Linked DNA regions of Homo sapiens: region 1 is linked to region 2. A link is an interaction called in ENCODE POLR2A ChIA-PET data of the cell type or tissue named here. Cell type or tissue: PC-9. All regions are shown on one strand. Each heading gives the region's core, and the rest is flanking DNA. Links, peaks and the distances in the headings are about the cores only. Region 1 overlaps TLE1 (TLE family member 1, transcriptional corepressor). Region 2 overlaps TLE1-DT (TLE1 divergent transcript).

Region 1 (7,326 bases), core at 2,578-5,077, 55 kb before region 2:
AATTTATTTCACTTTTCAGATCAAACCACACCTCACGGGGAAAAAAAATCAGAAAACCTCTCTCCTCCTGCCCACACCTGCGCATCCTAGTTCCACTTAAAACATCACACCGTATTCACAGAACAATCCTCTGGTGAGGAGTATTTTGAAGGTACAGATGCCTATTCTTGTCAAATAAGCCCACCGACAGAAACAGCTGTCTAAAATTTACTTAAAAACCACTATACTAAATACCCTGTAGTAAAGGTACTAGTTGTGAGAATTTCCATTTTTAAAAATCAGAGGCAACAATAAGCAATGGGGAGGGGAGAGGGTAGGAAACGAAATCAATCAAAGCTTTGAGGAAAGCCAGTAAGTTTCTCAGTTTCCTCCCCTTTAATCCACTTCTGGAGACCACAAAAGGTTTAATAATAAAACAGCAAAGACTCAGATCCATGGAAACTTAAAATGGTTCCATGAGCCAGTAACTGAATATATTTTTAGTTTAACTACCACTCAAGATGATTTATTTAAATATTTACTAAAGAAACAGATTTTCTTTCTGTTTCTTAATAAACACTATTTGGGAGAACATCTTAAGTCCTCTGGCGAAGGACGCTCCTCAATTTGCACGCACGAGGTGCTGGGTTCTGCGGGTGTATGCTGGGATGGCTCCCACCATGCGAGGGAACAAACAGACTTTTGTCTAGTCTAACCCTCATTATACAGAGAGGGGAACTGAAGCCAGGGAACGTGTTCATGACTTGCCCAGTCCCGAATGGAAATCCCCAATTAAATGACTTCAATGAACTACAACGGAACCAAGTCAGAGCCTATAGTTCATGGCCACTCCCCACAGGACAGGTAACCAAAGGCAGAAAGAGGGGGAGGCAAGGGAGGTGCTGTGGCCCTGCAATGGCCTGACTCTACCTCCTGTCCTCACCCTATTCCCAACTCCCCCTGTTGGATCCTGCCCTAATACAAAATTTGGACATGTTGTTCCTTGAAGATTTTGGGGGCATTCCGTTTGAATTTTCAAAATATTGATCATGATAACTATGTTTTGTGATTTTCTTAAAATCCATGCCCAGGGACTCCCTTGCCTTACTCCAGTGCAAGTCCAGGACAAAAACCAGCCACTGGCCCACTGCTGAAGGGTGGGGAAGGTGACTGAGAGGTGAGAGATCAGTCCTGCTTGCTGATAAGAAACAAAGGCTAATCTTGCACCTCGGAATCTAGGCTCTAAATGCAGAGAGCTTTCTCTCTTTTAACTTATGCTTGCAAAGAACAGGCCTGGCTAATGAAGTTGAGGACCACTCCAATCTTGATGACAGCTACCCTCTTTGTATGACAAGATTATTAACACCTGCTGGAGCTTAACTCTAAGTGCCTATACTCTAGCTAGTCATTTCCCTGTGTGAGATGTTGACTTAGGGGGAAAAAAAATCTCAAAGTGAGAAACTGTAGACAAAAACACACAGGGTTAAAAAAAAAAAACAAAAAAAACACTAAGGTAAAATTTGCAAAAGAGTAAAAGAATCACATCTAAGGAAATATCCCACAGGTGAGTCCCTAACAGTCCCATCTAAATACTTTTTTAAAAACCCACTAAAGAACAACGCATTTTTCTAAGAGAAATTTTAAAGCACACATCAAAACTGTAAAAGCAGTTTCACTCCAAAATTTACATGGCCTGAGATGTTGCTTGCTGAAATATCACATGGAGCTCTTTCCCTTTCCCAACCAGGATTGCAGAATATATCATCCTTCCTTTCAGATTTTCAGAGCTAGTCTTTTCATTTATTTTTAAATGCTTCACCATCGGCCGGGCACAGTGGTTTATGCCTGTAATCCCAGCACTTTGCGAAGCCGAGGCGGGGGGAATCACTTGAGGTCAGGAGTTCGAGACCAGCCTAGCCAATATAGTGAAACCCCATCTCTACTAAAAATAAAAAATTAGCCAGGCATGGTGGTGGACTCCTGTAATCCCAACTACTGAGGAGGCTGAGGCAGGAGAATCGCTTGAACCTGGGAGGCGGAGGTTGCAGTGAGCCGAGACTGTGCCACCACACTCCAGCCTGGGTGACGGAACGAGATTCCGTCGCGCAAAAAAAAAAAAGAAAAAAAATTCTTCACCATCCTGGAGAGCCCAGTGCTCTCACTCTGCCCATTCTTCAGCAGAACACAGGCACAAAGTGACTGATCAAACTCCCTCCCCATCACTGGGTCTCCACCAGGATTCCTGACTTGTTTCTTCTTAAACATACTTTAACCTGAGGACAGTACTGCTCAGTAGTTTTATCTACCCATGGCCTGTGACCCTCCTCTCCCCAGAAAGACCAGTCAGCGGCACTGCTGATTCTCCTAACTTTTAGAACATACATTCAGTCCTGACATGTCTTACAAATCATGAAGTTCATCAGCACAAAGAGTCAGAACTGAAGAGGCAGGCACTAGGGAGACATGGTCCACCTCATCTTCCTGATGGCAGCATGAGGGGATAGGAAGAAGCACAGACAGGCCGGGTGTGGTAGCTCATGCCTGTAATCCTAGCACTTTGGGAGGCCAAGGTGGGTGGATCACTTGAGGTCAGGAGTTCGAAACCAGCCTGCGAACATGGGTGAAACCCTCTCTCTACTACAAAAAAAAGAAAAAAAAAGTTAGCCGGGCATGGTGGCGGACACCTGTAATCCCAGCTACTCCGGAGGCTGAGGCAGGAGAATTGCTTGAACCCAGGAGGCAAAGGCTGCAGTAAGCAGAGATCGACCACTGCACTCCAGCCTGGGGAACAAAGCGAGATTCCATCTCAAAAAAAAAAAAAAAGCAGCAGCAGCAGCACAGACAACCCTGGAGGAGGCAACCCAACTCAAGCTTCAATAGATGCGTGGCCTTGAGCAAGTCCCAGACTCTGAACACGTGCACACAGCTGTAGGCAGAGCAAAACACCTACCCAATCTACTCTGGAGGATGCCTATGGAGGTCACAGAAGACAAATCACATTGAAAACTGTTCATTACTGTGCAAATTAAAGCCACCAATGACAATTTATAGCATGGCTTCATCAGCATGCTGAAAAGATAACATGAGTGGGCTAAAATAAGGTTTATGTGTGCATTTACAGTACATCTTGTTCCCAAAAATATCAAATGAGGTAATATCAAACCATATGACAGACAAAAACATTTAAAGATCACGCCACCACACACACTAGGCACAGCTAGGCAAACCACCAGGCTCACATCAACTTGCTGTTTTTTAATGCACCCTAACACTCTGATGGTATCAGAACTGCCTCAATTTTCCATGAGACATTGTCTACCTCTACTGTATAGAGATATCTAGAGTTTACCATCCACACAGATAAAGATGGGCAGACAGGGATCTATAAAGGGCTCCAAGAAAAAAATATTCTTAGTGCTACCATGAAAGACTTAAGTATCTATTACCATTCCTGTTTCATTGCCTTTTCGGTAACCCGCCACAAACGGGAGCAGAGAAAGTAAAGGCAAGGCTTATCAGGAAGTGTTGACACAACCTAAACACGGGCTGTGGGCACCACACCAGGAAAGGAAACCACAATTATACCATTCTTGATTTGGATGCACTTTCACTTTAAAACTTCCAGACAGGAAAGTCAGCAGTGAGATTTGACACTGAAATCTCTAGAACTCACTCCGACAAACCCGTTGAAAGGTGGGAAGGGAGAGCGGTCGTCACACTGGAGACAAATCTTAACAGCATTAAAGCTCTCTGTACGGAAAGTTTCCCCATCACTGCATTTTTTTTTTTTTTTTAGTAACAAAGATGTTGTCAAAAATGACAATTTTTTGTGTCCCCTGATGATGCCTTGCTAGCATTTGGTTATAAGCCATAAAGCAGGAATAATTTCAGCCTGTCAGGAGTCTCGCTAATGCCCAGTTTCCCCCTAGAGAGAATTCCTGTCAAATCTAATGAGAGCTCCAAAGGCCCTCTCTACAATATAATGAGCACTTAGGCCATGCTGGTGATCAGGCGGCAAAAAGCATCAATTTGAGCTTGGCTACACCCTGGGGGCCAGACGTCACCAGTTTTAATAAGAATTATGATTACTAGCTGCACCAAATGCCTCCTCAGAACTTATTATTAATGTGTGACATTCAGAAGGATGTTTTTCAAATGTAAGTCCACTTTAAACTGAATTATAGCACTACTTTGCACAGCACTCTAGTTAAGGGTCTGTCAGCATTTCCAATATCAACTAAATTTCAGGAGGCTCAGTACCCTACTATGAAGAACATGGTGTCTCTCAGCTTTTCACGTTTTTCAAATTGCTAAGCCAATTATACACAGCATATTATTAATGCATACAGGCTCACGGACAGACAGTATATAGCCACAAATGCCTCACTCTGTATAGAAACTCATTAGAAAACTATTCTCACACCATGGTGCTTCTGACCCACTTCACCCCTTCTCCCTACATGATAAAGAAGAGGTCATCCCGCCACATAACCTACAGGAACCCAGAAGAATTACACACCTCTTTTAGCTCCTCCAATAAACCCAGCACCAGCATATAGCATCACACTGAGGTGGTGTTCCCTTGTAAAAGAGTCAATGAGGTTATTAAATCCTTTGAGTTTATGGGTTTAAGAAAAAGCTCAGTCTCCTCTTACTCTTCCATAATATCTGTTATCCAAAAAAAAGTGCCCTTCAGAGTAAATTAAAAAAAAAAAAAAAGATTAAACCGCCTAGGCCAAGTTTATTTGCATAATTCACTTAAATGACGATAGATGTTAGCCACAGATCTTCTAGCCCATTTACTATCAAGAAGTTACAAGTGCCTGAATAAGGCACTAGCCACTGAGAAACACACAAAAACAAAGGCACAAACCCAACATAAAGTAGGCTACCAACTTTGTAAATCATAGTAAAATCTGCATTTTTAAAGGCCCAATTACATTATTAATAAAAGGCCCTGAAAATCACAATCTCTTTCCAAACACAAATCTGAGAACAGATCTAATGTACACGATAACTTAACATTATGAAATCTATGATGAATTAAAAATCAAAGAGTGCGGAGTTACAAAAGCAGAATTCAACTCTGAAACACACTTGCTTAATGAAAGTCTTTGAATATAAGGAAGATCTGAAGGCTGAACTAATCAATTTCTCCACTGTGCCCCAGCCGGTCAGCCATGCTCTTTAATTTAATGAAACAAGGGTTTGAGATGAAATAGCACATATACATCAAGTAAGAATTGTATTGTTGCACTTTGAAATGTGTCCAACTGTGCAACTTCATCTGATGATAATTTTTTAAGAGGCAATCGATTTCTAAAAGACTTATTGTACCAGCGTCTTGATGAAAAAGTGAATGTCAGCGTATCTCCAGAATACTTACACCCTGCCATTAATGCTTTCTTTGGCAGACAATGACTACTCAATCGAGGGTCCTTTGGGCTGAGCAATCATTTAGCTTTTCTTCTCTTATGAGGTCCTTAGTGCCTTGTTCCAGCTCAATACTCTTTTTATACACCATTATAGTAGCCATAAGTGTGAATTTTATGGGAACTTGCAAACTCATAGTCATTGCTAGAGCTTTCCAGTCACTAATCTTTTCATGCTTTAAAAACCACTAGGACTGAAGCAACTCCCAACATATGCTCTGGCCATAAAAAGATGCTTTTTTCACATCCACACCTGCAACAACTGAGAAATTTTTCAAAAATTTGTTTGCTAATAAGCCACTAATCCTGACTATTGCTTCATGCAGCCCCAAAGCATAAAGAATACTCCACAGATAGTCATATACCTTGATTACCACGATTAAAAAAAACTCCTGAATACCCTTCTTTCCCCCCAACAGGTCCACACTTCCTTGCAAAACAGCACAAAAACATTAACTATTCTAAACTTCAGCAACTGTAGAAGATACCCAGCCCTTTCAAGAGGATAAATCTATACAGGTGAAAAAGTAAACTCAAGTCTTAATTCCTATCTGTCAATAAAGAGGCTAGTTTATATTTCCAAAACACCTCTCCCTCTCCTAGTCATTTAAACACTTGTAATTATCAAGAAGCAACCCTTGATGCAGAATACTACCATCAATCCACAGGACAGGAAACCAAGGCAGAAAAATAGCATACAAACCCCCACCCCTAGAGCCCACTACTGAGAACAAAGCCAGTATTATTAAATCATATGAACTGATGTCTCATTTCAGCTTGAAGTTCAACTAAAGCTTACCTGTTTGTGCATTTCAATGTTTAATCCATATGACATTTCATAATACTGTAAAGAGAAAAAAGAATCAAGCATTTCATTAACTCATGTTTTTTACACTCTGCTAACACGTTTGCTAATATCATATGAAAAAGGAAAAAGTCCAATCTTTGATACCTACCATCACATAGTGCCTCTGCATTTCTGTCTTTTCACTTGCCAGTTTCTCACATTCCAATTTAAGGCTAGGAAAACAAAACAGGCAACTTAATGTAAACATTATGTCACTTGTTTTAACATCTGCCTCACATATTTGCACTTCAAGTAAAAACACAGACCAATTTGGAAAAGCCATAAACTATCTAGGTAAACACCCAAAAGCTTTGTCCTTGCATTTAATAGGGAAAAGGAATAATGTGAACAATACAAGGTGTCCATTCAGCTACCATTCTTCTTGGTGCCTATCTGGTTAGATGACAAGAATGAAAAAAATCTGTCAGAACCTCTAACTGATTCCTCCTCATGGTCATCTGCTCCCTACCTTCCTGCATCAGTTTGTTTCTCTGTACTCCACCAAAATCCGGCCCTTGCACAATCTTCACTCTTAGGCATAGGCTGTGCCATCTTTGCCAACTCAAACGGTCTCTAGGTTTGAAAATCCTATCTGTTAAGTTACTCCTACAATTGCTGGTCCCTTTCAAAACCTTTGGTTTTTAAATCCCTGCCAAAATATGTCAAGTAGCTACTGCAATAAAGTGGGTTGAAGTTCTCCCTGCTGGGTAAACACGGTGTGTGCAAGTATGCCTCAAGCTGCAGAGATATTATCTACAAGTAGACAAAAGGTCAATAATGAGAAAGCCCCTGACAAAGTAAGAAAATTCACACCCAAGCCACTTCGCCTCATCTGTGTGCTTTTTCTCAAGCATGACAAAAGCAAAAAATGTCAATACAGTTATTTCTGAGTTAGAATCAGGTAAAACTTCATAGGAACAAGGGAAAGAAACTAACCTTTCTGGGAAGTTCACTATTGGCAAAGTATTTTACAAAAATTTATAAGTCCTTTGAAGGTAAGTCTCATTACTTGAAGAAACTAAGGCTGAGATGGATATAAATGTGACTCCACTCTCTCATCCTACCCAA
Region 2 (7,326 bases), core at 1,946-4,445:
GTTGATTAACATGTGGATTAATTAGCTGAGTACGGTGGCATATGCCTGAAGTTCCAGCTACGGTGCAGCCTGAAGTTCCAGGCTAAGGTGAAAGGATCACTTGAGCCCAGAAGATCGAGGCTGCAGTGAGCTATGATCTCACCACTGCACCCCCGCCTGGGTGACAGAGTGAGACCCTGTCTCAAAAGAGAAAAAGGAAAAAGAAAAAAAAATGTGGATTAATCCCAAAAAATAAAAAAGGCATTAGAATTCCTAGAAAATTATCAGTGTTGTGATGGGAAATGGGTTGGTGGGTGTAGTGATAATTCTTTCTTTACCCTCCTGCTCTGAATTGATGAACATCAAACTCATCCGTAGGTAGTCTCACTGAATTCTATCCAAGAAGCAGCATTTTAAAGATGACTGGTCTTTCGTTCTGTAATTGTCCTGTGTTTTATTTTACTACATAATTTGGCATGAATCAAGTTCAAATCCCTTGTTATTTGTAATGAAAGGTTTCTAGTCATCTTGTTTTCAAATGTTACTTGTAAGCATGTATTAGTTCGTTCTTGAATTGCTATAATGAAATACTGGAGGCTGGGCGCGGTGGCTCACGCCTGTAATCCCAGCACTTTGGGAGGCCGAGGTGGGTGGATCACGAGGTCAGGAGATGGAGACCCTCCTTTCTAACACGGTGAAACCCAGTCTCTGCTAAAAAATACAAAAAATTAGCCAAACGTGGTGGCAGGCACCTGTAGTCCCAGCTACTCGGGTGGCTGAGGCAGGAGAATCGTTTGCACCTGGGAGGCGGAGGTTGCAGTGAGCCCAGATTGCGCCACTGCACTCCAGCCTGGGCAAAAGAGCGAGACTCTGTCTCAAATAAGTAAGAAAGAAAGAAAGAGAGAAAGAGAGAGAGAGAGGAAGGAAGAAAGGAAAGAAAGAAAAAGACTAGAGACTGGGTAATTTATAAAGAAAATAGGTTTCATTGGCTCATGATTTCACAGGCTGTATAGGAGGCAAGGTTGTTTCTGCTTCTGGGGAGCCCTCAGAAAACTTACAATCATGGCAGAAGGTGCGGAGGGAAAGCAGACACACCTTACGTGGCTGGAGCAGAAGCAAGGGCTGGGGGTGGGGGAGGTGCTACACACTTTTTTTTTTTTTTTTTTTTGAGACAGAGTCTCGCTCTGTCGCCCGGGCTGGAGTGCAGTGGCGCGACCTCAGCTTGCTGCAAACTCTGCCTCTCCGGTTCTCGCCATTCTCCTGCCTCAGCCTCCTGAGTAGCTGGGACTACGGGCACCCGCCACCTCGCCTGGCTAATTTTTTGTATTTTTACTAGAGACCGGGTTTCACCGCGTTAGCCAGGATTGTCTCGATCTCCTGATCTTGTGATACACCCGCCTCGGCCTCCCAAAGTGCTGGGATTACAGGCATGAGCCACCGCGCCCGGCCAGGTGCTACACGCTTTTAAATAACTAGATCTCATGATAGCTCACTATCACAAGAACAGCCCCGAGGGGATAGTGCTAAAGCATTCGTGAGAAACTGCTCCCAAAATCCAGTCACCTCCTACCAGGTCCCACCTCCAACATTGGGGGTTACAGTTTGACATGAAATTTGGGAAGGGACACAGATTCAAACCTTATCAAAGCATACCCTTTCTTGTTTGTATGAGAAACAAGAAATGAGGTTTCCCTCCAACTGGACCCTTCTCAATCTCCTCGTAAATAATCCAGATTTTCAGGGTTCAAAATACTTCAGAGCTATAAAGTAGAGACTGCTGAAAGATGTATTCATTCCTCCAGGCCTCCTAGGTGCTATTTAAAATGTTATTGCTTCATATCCCGTAATAGAAGCTGAAACCTTATTGATGGCCTTTCTCCTGATTGTTTGTATGTGGAGGGTGAAGGTTTGGGAATAAAGAGTTGGTGAACTAGAACAGAACACTGAATTAACTCTTTCAGCAAGGCTTAAAATAAAGGAGTTTAGTCTTATAAACTCTAAAGCCTAAAAGATACTGAAGCTTCCAGAATGAATCAGTAGCTATGACAGTGTCATTAGATGCAATAATTACTGGAGGGGTGAAAACCTTGTTGATGCTGACTGAAAATAGGTACATTTAATACTTCTTTTATAGCAACATTTCCAATACTGTACTAATGTGAATATTAACATAGTGTCTGTGTATTAAAATATGCACATTCTGGTTATATAGAAGAAACTTCAAACAGCCATCTTTTTATTATTAATAAAAGGTTAATCAGGTTTATGTTAACATCTTCACTTCATAGATTGGTCTGTTTGCAATAGGGAAAGAAATGAGACCATCAATGGCTAGCTTAAAAAATTCTACCTATAATAATAAACAAATATGCATGAATATAGAGGCAGCCTGAATAGTAGGTATATTTTGGATCTGGTGTAACTAGATACATGGGAAGAAAGCCCTGATTTGTAGCATTTGCCAAGCTATATGGTGCAAATATTTCTACCATGTTTGACTTCTGGCTACCACATGGCATCACAGAATGCGAAGTTGGGAGGAGATACACCCAGTTGGTTCTGTGAGATGTATGAGCGAGTCCTACATCATTGTTTATAATTCTTGGAAAGCCAGTTGGGTGGTAGGTACTTGGATAAGCCTTCTTATAATACTATAGGAAACAAGGGCAAATTTTATTGGCAAGGTCTGTGGCAGAGTCATGTAATGTGCATTGAATCTCCATTTACTCCCTGATAATTCTCATCGGCCAATGGACTGGGAGCAGAGATGGAAACATTTAAAAGTTGTGGAACCCCTCAGCCCTCTCTTCCCTTACTACTGCCATCAGAGAGGTCGCATTCCCAATGGTGCAGATACAAGATGGTGTAACCCATATCAACCTGTTTCCATGAATGTCTGTGTGGAGCCCAATGCCCATTCACCCACACTGGGTATGTACGATGCTTCAGTTTGCTACTACTGCCTAACAAGCTATCCCATACAAAATGGTTTAAAACAACAATTTGTTGTTACTTCTCCAATTTTATGAGTTGGCTGGGCTCACCTGGGGAGTTCTTACAGTCTCGCTTAGAGTCTGTCCTGTGGTTGTGTTCAGATGGTGCCTGGGTCTGGGGTGCTTAGGAAGCTTGACTGTGATTGAACTAAAGATGCTTCTTTGCTTATGTCTGGCACTTTGGTGCTCCTCTGCATAGAGGTTCATTCTTCAGATATTTTATATTGTGAATGGCTCCAAATGCAGTATCAGGAAGTGCCCGGATTTCTAAGGCACTGGGGAGAGCCACAGTGTCACTTCTGCCACACTTATTTCTGTACACTTCCTTGTTTAAAATGAGTCATGAGATCGTGCAGAGTCAGAGTGGGAGGTAACTTTCCAAGGGTGCGATTGCCAGGAGGGAAGAGTCATTGGGAGCCCTTTTTGGAGACTAGCTACCACATACCATGAGTAAGAAACAAACCTTTGTCATGTTAAGCCACTTAGATTTCAGGGTTAATTTGTTCCCTTGGCAAAAACCTAGCCTAATCTGATTAACCCAGAAATTGGTACTGTATTAGTGATGATAAGCTAGAAAAAACAAACGCCCAAATATCTGTGGCTTAACACATAGTCCCCTGGGGATCTGATGACACTCCAGGACTGCGGCCTTCTAATGGTGACTCAGGGGTCCACGCTGCTTGCCTTTTGTTGGTTCACCATCCAGAACATGTGACTTCTAGCTAACTGGTGCAGAGGAAAGAGATCCTGGGGACTCATAGGTCTTCAGTACCTATTAACCAGAACTAGTCATGTGCCCCCTCACTCCAGCTACAAACAGGCTGAGAAATTGTGGGGAGCATGTGGGCATTTGGTGATTAGTAGATGTCTTGGTCATAATGTGATGTGGGATTCTTGGCCTCTTTTTTTCCTCCCTTCCCCTTATCTTATCCTCTGTAAGAAATTTAAAAGAAAGAAAGAGATAGAGAGAAGGAAGGAGGGAAAATAGGAGGGAGGGAAGAAGAAAGGAAGGAATGAATGAGGCAGGAAGGGAGAAAAAATGGAAGGAAGAATACCGGCAGGAATTTGCTCTATAGGATGTAAAATGCAACCACTAAAACTACTAAAAAAAAATACTATCAACAGATACTGCTAAATAAAAACTATTAACAAAGAACTGTAATAGCAGAGGCTTTCACTGTGTTTTTAACCTGTTTCATTTTCCTTTTTAATCAGCAATGATAAGGAAACTAAACTGGATTAAGTGCTATCATCTTGGAGGTGCAAAGGCAAACAAGGAGAAAGAAGTGATTGAAGAGCACTTCAGAAAGCTTGGTACATTCAAATCAGCAGGGCTTGATTACTCGCATCCCAGGACACTTAAGGAATTGGCAAATATAATTGCAAGACCACCAGCCTTTATTTTAGAAAATGAAGGTTGGACAGAAGAAGGTCCTGACAAGTAAAATCAGCAGATGGAGTACCTGTTTTTTAAAAGAGGGAAAAGGACAGCTGTAGTAATTATAGACTATTCAGTTTATCTTGGATACCTGGGAAGATACAAGAGCAAATCATCAAACAATCAATTTGCAACCACCTAGAAGAGTACAAGCTACTGGGTCGTAATCAACGTGATTTTGTGAAGTGCAAATTATGCCACACCAATTTAATTTTATCTATGATAGAGTGATGAGCCTGGCAGAAGAGGGGAAAGCAATATCTACAACTGGACTTCAATAAGGTTTTTAATTTTCATTTTTTTATTTAAAATATTCCATTTCCTGGCTTTTTCAGCATCAATCTTCTGAGAGGATGCTACTTGAACAGCAGTTGGGTAGGCATGATTCTGGGTAAAACCCTCAAAATGGTAAAAACAAGGATTCTACTCCAGGTTGACATAGGTATTAGTAGTAGTTGTTATTATTATTATTATTATTATTATTATTATTATTTTATTTTTTATTTATTTATTTTTTTTGAGACGGAGTCTCGCTCTGTCGCCCAGGCTGGAGTGCAGTGGCGTGATCTCCGCTCACTGCAGTCTCCGCCTCCTGGGTTCATGCCATTCTCCTGCCTCAGCCTCCCGAGTAGCTGGGACTACAGGCACCCGCCACTACGCCCAGCTAATTTTTTGTATTTTTAGTAGAGACGGGGTTTCACCATGTTAGCCAGGATGGTCTTGATCTCCTGACCTCGTGATCTGCCCGCCTCGGCCTCCCAAAGTGCTGGGATTACAGGCGTGAGCCACCGTGCCTGGCCATTGTTATTATTATTTTAATCAATTGATGTAGACAAAGATGACAGTAGTGAGGTGAAGATGGCATTCTCCATCACTGATGAGAAATATGACAGAAAATAGAAGATGTAAAAACTCATTTAAGGGGTCCAACAGCTAAGTAATATGAGATCCAGAAGTGGAGAACAGACAAAACGGTATAAGGGACATTACTCGAGAAATTATATAAGAAAATTTCCGAGAAAAGGACACATTTTTACATTAAAATAACCCTCTAAGTGCCAACTGTGATAAATGGGGAAGATAACCCACTTGGACATAATTTTGTAAAATTTTAGAACTCTAAGAATAAACAAAATTTTTGAAAGCTTTGAGAAGGAAAAATTAGGCCACCTATAGAGGAATGTAAATTGAACAGCCAAATTCTCATTAACATCTCTGGCTGCTGGAAAATAATAGAGTAGTCCTTTCAGTTCTGGGAGAAATTAAATTTGAAACTAATTTACATATCCAGCCTACCTATCAATCAACTGTGAGGGTAGAATGTTGGTGTTTCATACAAACCAGGACTTGTAAAATTTACTTGGAAAGACTCCTTTTTTAAGTTATTTGAGCATGTATTCCAGCAGGATGAAGAAGTTACCCAAGAAAGATTAAGGCAAGGGATCTTTCTAACACGAGAAAGGAAAGTAGTGTGTGATAAAAAAAAAAAAAAAATCATCCATTTTGAAGTAGGAGGACAAAGAGTGCCAAAGAGAAGGACTCTGGGACAAAAGAATTGCATGTAGTCCATAGTGTTACTAGGAGAACAACAACAACAAAAGTTTTAGTATATGATAAACTATATATTTAGTCAATAAAAAGATAGGCAATTAATAATTCCAGAAAAACAAAAAGCCAGTTGAGTATGTTATGGCCCAATTTAGAAGAATAACATATAATTTTCAGTAATTTAGGGAGTGTAAGAAAAAGACTAGTACATGGTGCTAAGACATTTTTCATTGAATATATGAAGGGTATGATAAACATATGAAGATATGACACTGCCCTCATAGAAAGGAAAATTGCATTCCTAATATGCTACCTAGTTCAGCAGTGCACAATATTGATGTAGTCTTACTAATGTAATTACTTTTTGTTGTTGTTGTTTTAACTACAGTCACCATCCTGTATATTAGATCTCTAGAATGTATTCATCTTCTAAGTTAAAGTTCATCCTTTACAGTCAACTTAAGGACAAAGAAAGGAAGATCTTGATTATTTTGCAAAAAAAGGCAAGCATTATTCTTCATAATATAAAAGTATAGCTGACAAAAGGTGGGAAGTGGAAAGAAGGAAATATGAAGAGAAGGATAGTATCATAGATACCTGCAACTTCTATAATCTGAAGTCAGGATACTGACTCAAGTTTTTGGAATGAAAAATTGATGTGTAGCATACTATTTTAAGTTAAAGGGTAACCACAACAAAACTTAAAAATAATGACATAACTACCTAACACTGAAGGAATTGGGAGGAAGAAGAAAACATAAATGAGCTAAATTCTTATCTTTTATACCTGGAGGCCATTAGATAACCAAGAAATTGGAAAGAAGAGTGATTTTTTCCAAACACTTCATATATTCAAAGCATGCATAATTCATGAGTAGTTTTTTTATAGGCAGATCTGTATGGTCATGGGGGTATAATCTCAGAGCACAGGTGCAGACAATCTCTGTAGCATAAGGACACATTGTGTTACGAATGATCTTGCAGCCATAGCATTTTTTCCATTTCATTATCCATGCCCAGTTATAAGATTGTATTTGCAAACTTAAAGTTGTATTTGCTTTAATACTCTCTTAAATTTTCCCGGAATTATCTTTGATATTTCACAGAGTACTGTCTCCAAAATTTAATAGCTTGGTACACGGCCATGTGGCCTTTATCTAGTGTTTTATTGTCTCTGACTTCTGTTCCAAAAGAATATATTTTCAAGATTGGGTTATTGTTCTCACTGAATTAAATGCTCACTGGAACTTGCTCCTTAGATGACCTTGTTATAGAATAAAAACTATTTATACATTGTAACTCTAAAAATTAAAATAATAGGCCGGGGGTGGTAGCTCACACCTGTAATCCCGGTACTTTGAGAACTTG

The links. Peaks named below come from ENCODE experiments on the same cell type or tissue, not always from the same donor. Only the 100,000 strongest peaks of a DNase experiment are listed, where the experiment ranks them.
Region 1: POLR2A ChIA-PET joins it to region 2 with 20 read pairs; 7 of 35 experiments call an interaction of 5 or more read pairs at or near these places.

What each region holds. Positions count from the first base shown.
Region 1 is chr9:81,679,466-81,686,791 of GRCh38, forward strand. It overlaps TLE1 (TLE family member 1, transcriptional corepressor), which reads right to left. Exons shown (of 20, transcript NM_005077.5): 3 at 6,368-6,431; 4 at 6,211-6,255. Among named protein-coding and RNA genes, the nearest start is that of TLE1, 6.4 kb to the right of the region's middle. RefSeq lists an enhancer at 4,830-5,737. In PC-9, for the core only: no CTCF peak of the experiment used is centred there; no DNase peak of the experiment used is centred there.
Region 2 is chr9:81,734,666-81,741,991 of GRCh38, forward strand. The region is part of intron 1 of TLE1-DT (TLE1 divergent transcript); the gene reads left to right. Among named protein-coding and RNA genes, the nearest start is that of TLE1-DT, 49 kb to the left of the region's middle. In PC-9, for the core only: no CTCF peak of the experiment used is centred there; a DNase peak (open chromatin) is centred at 3,336; H3K4me3 peaks cover 444 bases; H3K27ac peaks cover 2,500 bases.